3 separate regions of the Homo sapiens genome follow, and all the other regions are linked to region 3. A link is a contact called in ENCODE Hi-C data. All regions are on one chromosome and are shown on one strand. Each heading gives the region's core, a stretch centred on a gene start or an enhancer-like site at or near the end of the contact. The rest is flanking DNA. Distances are from core to core; before and after follow the strand shown.

Region 1 (2,929 bases), core at 383-2,882, 370 kb before region 3:
AGACACACTAAGTAAAAAAAATTGAGTTTTGTCTTCATATCTTCCTCTTGTCTTTCTTCTGTGGTTGTGACGCTGGTTTAAAAAAAAAAAAAAAAAAAAAAAAAAAAAAAGCCTTGGCTGGGCATGGTGGCTCCCATCTGTAATCCCACTTTGGGAGGTGGAGGTAGGAAGACCGCTTGAGACCAGCCTGGGCAACATAGCAAGACCAAGACCGTGTGTGTCTCTATCAAAAGTTACAAAATTAGCCAGGTGTGGTGTCACGTGCCTATAGTCCCAGCTACTCAGGAGGCTGAGGTGGGGGAATCGTGTGAGCCTAGGAGTTTGAGGATGTAGTTGAGCTATGAACGCGCCACTGCACTCCAGCCTGGGCAACAGAGTAAGACCCTGTCTCAAAAAACAAAAAACAAAAATTAAACTAAACAATTAAAAATAAAAAGGGACCTTGGTGTGAGATTCAGTCAGGAGAAAGAAAACTTTCTGTCACTGCTGCCTAAATACTATCATCCAATATTAACTTATTGCTCACTGGGGACATCACAATATACATCTTCATAGAGAAATAAAGGTTGGTTCTGCTTCCTACACTTGACTCAGGAAGAAAGCCTTCCTTGATACTGCATAATTTTTAGAACTCCCAGCCTCAGAAGAACTGATCTGCGTTGCTTGGTTCCTTCTGTACACAGATTTGCAAAAATATTCCATAAGAATTTGCATTTTCCCTGTCTTTTTCCTATTCTTTTTTCCTTCATATTTTCTTGTCTGCACAATTTGGTTCTTTTTTATAGTCACATTCTATTCCTGTACCATCCTACCCAGATCATTTACTTTATTCAGGATATGAAGCCTCTTTCATTCTTCATTGGAATTTTTTTCTTCTGAGCAACAAATGTAAAAAAAAGTCTGCCTCTGCGTATTATTTGTCTCCTCTTTCTGACTATCCTCCCCCATGGCAGTTTGTCTAACGTAAAAACATTTCTCACAAGGAAATTTCTGGGCAGGGGGCAGAGGTAAAGGGTGACTTCAAAAATGCCAACATTGAGCAAAGCACTTGCCACAAATGTAATGTTGGTGTATTTTAAAAGCCTTGCCATGTAACCTCACAGTATCTTTGCAGATTTATCTCCTGTTATCAAGGCTGCTACTTAAGTCAACAAGGCATTGGGCTGAGACTATAAACACTGCCACAGTGGATCATATTCACAGTCCATCCTCACATCAGCACTCTGCATCTGACAATCAACTGCACCAAATAAGAGTTTAAAGGAAGATATAACTGTCCTCTCTCATATAAAAGTTAAAATATCAACTGTTACAAGCTCAAGAGACTAAAAGGAAAGCAACGTCTGTCTGTGTAGTGATTCTTAAAGTTGGGTATAATCACAGGAGGGCTTGTTAAGACACAGATTGCTGGCTTCCTCCTCAAAGGTTTCTGATTCAGGAAGTCATGGTAGAGCCTTGGAAATCTGCATTGCAAACAAGTTCCCAGATGATGATGATATTGCTGCTTCGAAGACCACACTTTGATAACCACTATTCTGGTAAAGAAGTAAAATCCAGAGATGCTACAAATCGAGACAAGAAATGTGATAACAAAACTCAGCACGATTCTCGACAACAACTCAGGTCTGTCACCATCCATGTAACTGTGGGGTTCATGATCCTACATTTTGGCTGTCAACAGGAATAAAACTAATAGATCAGGAGAATGATAAAGCAAAGTCTGGGCTAGTAAGTATATTTAAGTCTTCATTGGAGGCACTATAGGATTAACTATCATGGCAGCTCTTTACTGACTCTTAGAAAGTAGAGACGAAGGTGACACTTCAAATCCACCCTAAACTCAGCATTTCAGAGTTGAGTCAGGAACCAAGTGAGGTAAACCTCTGACATGCTATAGGAGCCACTAATGAACTTAAATTCAACATCAAAGGTATGAGAAGTTTCACACAGTGAGGACTGAAAGCTCTGTGTGCCCACTGGGGGATACCTGCAACACTACTGTGCTTTGTGAAAATGCCATTTGAGTAAACTACAGATGTGTACGTGACCATATATGTGTGTTATGGTTTCACACCCACTCCCCCAGCAACACTCCCATCTCTTCCCTCCTGTCTTCCTCCTATCTGTCACTGCTGCTCAAATACTATCAGCCAATATTAACTTATTGCTCACCAGGGACATCACAATCTACATTTTCTTAGGGAAATAAAGGTTGATTCTGGAAATACACGTTGTTTAGTATGGTGTCAATGGAAAATGAAAAAAAATTTTCTTTGAGACAAGAGTCTCACTCTGTCACCCAGGCTAGAGTGCTGTGGTGCAAACAATGATCACTGCAGCCGCAACCACACAGGCTCAAATGATCCTCCCACCTCAGCCTCCTGAGTAGCTGGAACCACAGGTGCCTGGAACCACGCCTGGCTAATTTGTTTGTTTATTTTGTAGAGACAGTGTCTTGTCATGTTGCCCAGGCTGGTCTGAAACTCATAGAATCAAGCAATCCTCCTGCCTTGGCCTCCCAAAGTGCTGGGATTACAGGCAAAAGCCACCATGCCTGGCCTAGAAAATGAAATTTAAAGAGTTCTGAAAAATGTTAAGTCCCAAAGAGAAAAGCATGTGCCACTGTTAGAGGCCTCCCCGGGAACAGGTGGGAACAGTTGAGTTTAATTAGCTTATAGCTGGTACTGACTGTATGGGAAGGCAGGGATTTGTTTTTTGACTCCAAGTCTTCAGGTTATATTTTCTGTAACTGTTAACAACTACAAGGACTTTTTTTTTTTCCAAAGATGGTAACATTTGTATGCAAGGACTTTTATTTGGTGTTTACAGGAAACAGAGGAGAGAAACCAAGATGGTAAGGATTTCCAGCAAAGCAATCCAACATCATTATAGAGAAGCAAACCCAGTGAGTTTTGTTATATTAGTGGGC
Region 2 (2,700 bases), core at 198-2,697, 310 kb before region 3:
CTGGGAGTTTAGCAGTCCTCTCCTTCATTAGCTGGTTGTGACACTGAGGGATTTAAGTCAAGCTGCTGGTTTCTAATTCTCCAGACAGCAGGTTCAATCCTTCCCCAACATACAGAAGTTTACAACAGCCACCATTCTATACACCGACGACAACATCCATACTCTCTTAGCACAGACTGCATATACTATGTCAAGGAAACAGTAAAGAATTAGCACAAATCTGATAGTTAAAGCCTCAAAGAGCCAATTCTTTCAACTCAAATACTTATTTTCAACTGTATTGACATAGTACTGTTGTGACATTTACTTAAAAAGATGAGGTGGGTGGGAGATTTTTAAAACTACAGCCCTTTAAACACCTAAAGAAACAGTAGGATAGAAGCAAGAGCAGAATTTGGTTGAGGTATTTTTGGTTGTTGTTTTCTTTTGAGCTTGCAAGCTCTTTATTCTCCAGTTGAGCTATCCTGTTTGTCCCCAGGGTATAGTGCAGAAAGCTTTATACCCAAGATTCAACATGCCAGTCATGCCCTTAAATCCCAGATGTGTGTACCCACATCAGGAGCCTGGCTGTGTCAATATGCAGGTGCGGAATGACTCAGAGGTGGGCCATTCATACCAGAAGAGGCATTTGCCTGGGTTCAGAGTGAATCAGAAGTTCAGTTATTAGTAATAGAAGTGGTTATTTAAATGTATGATTTCATCCTAATTAAAACTAATGGGGGAGAGAATTTGCATTTAGCTGCCTAGTAAATAGCTCTGTTATTTCACTTTTAATATCTGAAGGGTATTAGCAAGATAAGGTTTTCAGGGCAGGAGGGGAGGGAAGTGAAGGTGGTGGGTTGTTATTCCCACCCCCTGAAGATTGGTTTTATATCCTATTCCTTTTCTTTAGTGCTTTTTAACAACCTCCACCCATCTAACCAACCCCCTAGGCCAGAACCTAATAAAACATTCCATCTTAGAAAGCTAACAGTCCAGTACACCTAAGAAAACCACCCAGGGACACCACCGAACATCTTGCATTCACACTAATAACTGCAGGATATCTGATTAGGAGAATGCAAAATAAGAAGCCATTAATAGCAGCCCTCATCTCCTTCCTCCACACTGATTACCAAAAGAACAGCAGCAGCTGAATCAGAGCTAAATCCTATTCACAAGGGACCTAGGGCAACAAAGAGGAAAAAAAACCGTTAGAGTAGTGCTTCTCAAGGGAAGCTGCTTTAAGTCATTTTGATTCTGGCATCAATCACGCCTGCCACAAACCAATAAGCATGTATAACGCAAGCAAAGACTAGATTCCATTCCTTCCCTCCCTCCTGGGGTTCAGCACAGTGCACCTAGCATACTTAATTGCCCTGCCAACCAAACTGCTACTTGCAAGGCCTCCAGAGGAACTCAGCTAGTCCAAGGCTGAGTTTAACTCACAGGCTTAAATGTTTACCCTGAGAGCACAAAAATATCAGCTGGGGAGAGGGAACAGATGGCCTCAGGGCAGCCCACTCTCACTCTCACAGAAGCTGACTAACCACAAGACTCTTTCGAAGAGTTTTACCCTCTCTGTGCCTTAGTTTTTTTACCTGATAGCATATCTGCTCCCCAGGGTCATTGTGGGAAGTAAACAAATTAATTCACATAAAATACCACGAACAGTGCTTAATAAAAATTAAGTGTCTCCACCCTTGTCCCCCTCCCATGTACCTATAGAAGAGAGAGAAGGGGATGAAAAAGGAGAGAAGGAAAAAAAAAATGGATCCAAGGATATGGCTTAGATTTACAGATAAAGAACCTGATGGCCCACCTCCCCAAATGACCCCCTTGCATTGAACTTTACTCCACCCCAAATCTGTAGTTCTCTCCCTTCCAAAGGCACAGTTTCTGACTCCTGGCTTAGCAGTCAGTGAAGATGATCAGAATTCCCCTTCTCTGCAAAGAACCTCAGCAAAAAAAAAAATAATAATTAGCGTTTCCATAAACACAGTATTTTGAGATTGGTGAGGGATCTGTGGATCCCCAAACTCTGTGCAAGTCAAAATGAATTTGCTGGTAGACAGCCAATGTTTCCGATTTGATTTGGCAGAATATACCCAGTTAGGATGTTCTCTCAATGCAATTAGCAATGCACTGTCAATGAGCAGTTTAGCTATTGACAATACCTGTTGCAATTTAATTTTAAATGTCAATGACTTGTTTGGGTTCACTGTAACAAGGCTTTTATGCATGACAAATAAGCATCCTAGAACAACAGGATGGATGAGCAAAACAAGAGGGTGAAGAAAATCAATAGACACTGTATAAGGGGCTGTCTTTCAAACATCCCCCTGTGGCTATGACTGCCATGAACAAGGCAGGCTGCTCCTCCCAGGAGCAGACTGGGGACTTAGGGAGTGTGTTACTGTCATCTACTTTTGCAACTGATGCCCACTGTTCCTAATGGGATATGGGAATGAGGAGCAGACCAGGTTCTGGAGATAACCCGGACTAGGCAAAAATGCTAGCCCAAGCAGGGACTTGCTTCTGAGGACACCACAGTGACTCTGCCCGACTTTTACTAGCTAGGTGGCCTTGAGCAAGTTATCTAACCTCTCTTTGCCTCAATTTCTTCCTCATCTATACAATTAGGATAATTGTAAAGAATATATAAACAAACATATTACAAGCACTTAGCACAGTACTTGGTACATTAATAGCATTTGATAA
Region 3 (2,908 bases), core at 301-2,800:
GCAGCGGCTCTTTGGATTTGAGGCCATTGCTTCCAGCTCCTGGAGGAACCTCTCAGAAATAGACACTGGCAGAGTTCAGGTTCTACATCTAGTTGGAGAGTAATCACATCAGGAAAATCTATTACATGCATCCCACACCTGGTAAATTGAGTGGTGGGGAGGCGTGCTAGGTAGAGGGGTTCGGAGGAGAACCCTTTGGCCTGTGGAATAAGCTCATATGGGGTTCTAGTATGACTCAGCAAACTCCTGGATGGCATGCCTTACTTTGGTCATAGCTGGGCTTTACATTCGAGTGAGAAAGATAGACACTAAACAAGGAAATACTTGAGTAAGAGTAATTCCGGGCTGGGCACAGCAGCTCACTCCTGTAATTCCAGCACTTTGGGAGGCAGAGTTGGGAGGATCACTTGAGGCCAGGAGTTTGAGACAAGCCTTGGCAAGAGAGCAAGACCCTGTCTCTACAAAAAACTAAAAACAAACAAAAAACTCACGCCTGTAATCCCAGCACTTTGGGAGGCCAAGGCGGGTGGATCATCTGAGGTCAGGAGTTCAACACCAGCCTGGACAACATGGTGAAACTCCCTACTAAAAAAAATACAAAAATTAGCTGGGCATGGTGGTACACGCCTGTAGTCCTAGCTACTCGGGAGGCTGAGGCAGGAGAATCGCTTGAACCCAGGAGGCAGAGGTTGCCATGAGCTGAGATCACACCACTGCACTCCAGCCTGAAAGACAGAATGAGACTCCGTCTCAAAAACAAACAAAAAAAGCCAGTCATGGTGGTGCTTGCCTGCAATTCTAGCAACTCAGGGGGCTGAGGCAGGAAGATTGTTTGAGTCCAGGAGTTGGAGGCTGCAGTGAGCCAAGACAGCACCACTGCACTCCAGCCTGCGTGACAGAGTGAGATCCTGTCTGGGAAAAAATAAATAAATAAATACTGAACTGTAGCAAGGGCTAAGGAGAAAATAAAAGTGTGTTAGATAGAGCAAGGGTGATGGGAGGTGGGCAGGGACAACACTACATAGGAAAGAAGGCCTGGTGGTCACAGGTGGCATGTTGAACAGATACTCAAACAAGGGGCTATTCTAGTGTCCCAGTTGCCTTGGGCTCATGCAGACAGTGCTAATCTCCATTTACCACTAATCTTTAGCTCTCTCTGCCCTTGTGTGAAGTACATGCATGCATGCGGGTGTTGAGAGTAAAAATCCTTTGATGCCGAGAAGCCACACAGGCGTGGACCTGCTTCGCCAAGCAGAAAGCGGGAGAGTGACGTGATGTCACGCAGAGCTTGGTCCTGCTGGAGATTTGGGGAAGTCTCAAGGAAAGGTGAGAGGGGGCCACTGCTCCCAGAGAGCTATTAGAATCGCGATCAGACACCCTGGCTTGTCTTTTCGGCTCTGCCGCTTGATAGTTCTCTGCCCCTGGGCAAATCAAAGGACGTCCCCAAGCAGCAGTCCCCTCTGCCTTAGAACAGGAAAGACACCAAGCTCAGAGGGCTGCTTTTATGGTTCAGGGAGCGGGCACGTGCAAAGCTCTTGGCAGAATGCCGGCCTGTAGTAGCTGCAATGTCATCCCTCCCTCCCTCCCTTCCTTCTTTTCTTCCTTCCTCTCTGCTTCCCTTGTCTCCTTTTCCTTCCTTCCTTTCTTCCTCCTTCCCTCCCCAGCAAACCCAGGAAGGCCTGATGACAGAAGAGTCGTAGCTGTTCCTGGTCCCAAATGAGAGGCGGATAGAGCCCCCCCAACCCTCTCCCGGTGTTCTGAGGCCTGTTAGGGGAAATCTGTGAAACGTCGGACCGCCTGGGTGATTTCGCTTGTGCTTGTCCCTGAAACAGACAAGACATCCTTTTGATTCTGTTTCCTCTCTCCTTTAAAAACACGCAGCACCTTGCAGTTGGACCCAGAGCCTTGTTTGATCCCTGCTTTATCTTTCTCTAGCCTGGGCTTTGGGCTGCCTTATTTGGGATCTCAGGGCAGGAAGAAGAGCTTCTAGGGGAGTGGGGGGTTGGGGGGGACGCGCGAAGCACTCCTCCTTTCCAAAGCAGGGCTGGCGCGCGTGGTTCTTGGCTCGCCGGCAGCATGGATGAGTGAGCTTAGCTGTTTTTGGCAGCGATTTCCTGATTTACTTGGCCTCAGCTGGATCCCTTTATTTTAGCTAAGAGGGCCTGTTATGTCCTCATTTCATGGGGGAGGGGATACATACACATGAGCCTTAGAAATAGTATTTTTTGAGCACCTAATTTTTTTCGTTTTTCGAGTCCTGATGCTGCACTCTCGCCCATGCTGGAGTACAGTGGCACAATCATAGTTCACTGCAGCCTCAACCCTCCTGGGCTCAAGTGATCCTCCTGCCTCAGTCTCCTGAGTAGCTGGGACTACAGGCATGTGCCAGCACACTCAGCTAATTTTTTTTACTTTTTGTAGAGATGGGGGTTCTTACTCTGTTGCCCAGGCTGGTCTCGAACTCCCGGCCTCAAGCAATCCTCTCACTTCAGCCTCCCAAAGTGCTGGGAATGCAGGCATGAGCCACTGTGCCCAGCTTGAGCGCCTATTATAAGCCTGGCTCTACACAAAGTAAACCTGTGGAGGTACTAGATATGGGAAAGGCTAGGACTGTGGGTACAAGAGCAGTTAGGAGAGCTTTAAGGGGGAGGAGGACTTTGCTTAGTTGCTAACAAGGTCTAGTTCGCCAAGCACTTACTGAGCATCTATTATGTGAATGGACTATGGCTCCAGCTCCCAAGTAGCTCTTGGTTAAGTGGAAGACAGAGAAAAGAGTAAGAAATCACAACACACCAAGGCAAGTTGTATAAAGGAGGTGTTGTTTTTTTGTTTTGTCTTGTTTTGCTTTTTTTGATGGAGTCTTGCTATGTTGGCCCGGCTGGAGTGCAGTGGTGCAATCTTGGCTCAC

The links. Hi-C counts contacts between places; a loop is a spot of excess contacts on that map. Pooled maps may share reads with other maps.
Region 1: a loop to region 3 is called in a map with no recorded cell type, with 4 times the contacts of the local background. The contact joins two enhancer-like sites. A Hi-C loop is called at or near these places in 6 of 37 single-sample maps with no recorded cell type and 4 of 50 pooled maps.
Region 2: a pooled map shows a loop between it and region 3 (3-fold over the local background). The contact joins two enhancer-like sites. A Hi-C loop is called at or near these places in 3 of 37 single-sample maps with no recorded cell type and 4 of 50 pooled maps.

The regions. Positions count from the first base shown.
Region 1 is chr7:69,803,379-69,806,307 of GRCh38, reverse strand. All of the region lies in intron 1 of AUTS2 (activator of transcription and developmental regulator AUTS2), which reads right to left. Among named protein-coding and RNA genes, the nearest start is that of AUTS2, 210 kb to the right of the region's middle. RefSeq lists an enhancer at 2,126-2,175. Within about 2 kb of position 1,632, at least 2 of the 41 ENCODE cell types and tissues checked have a DNase peak (open chromatin) inside an H3K27ac peak, as active enhancers do.
Region 2 is chr7:69,737,280-69,739,979 of GRCh38, reverse strand. The region is part of intron 1 of AUTS2 (activator of transcription and developmental regulator AUTS2); the gene reads right to left. Among named protein-coding and RNA genes, the nearest start is that of AUTS2, 140 kb to the right of the region's middle. Within about 2 kb of position 1,447, at least 3 of the 41 ENCODE cell types and tissues checked have a DNase peak (open chromatin) inside an H3K27ac peak, as active enhancers do.
Region 3 is chr7:69,429,186-69,432,093 of GRCh38, reverse strand. No RefSeq gene overlaps it. Among named protein-coding and RNA genes, the nearest start is that of CT66, 170 kb to the left of the region's middle. Within about 2 kb of position 1,550, at least 10 of the 41 ENCODE cell types and tissues checked have a DNase peak (open chromatin) inside an H3K27ac peak, as active enhancers do.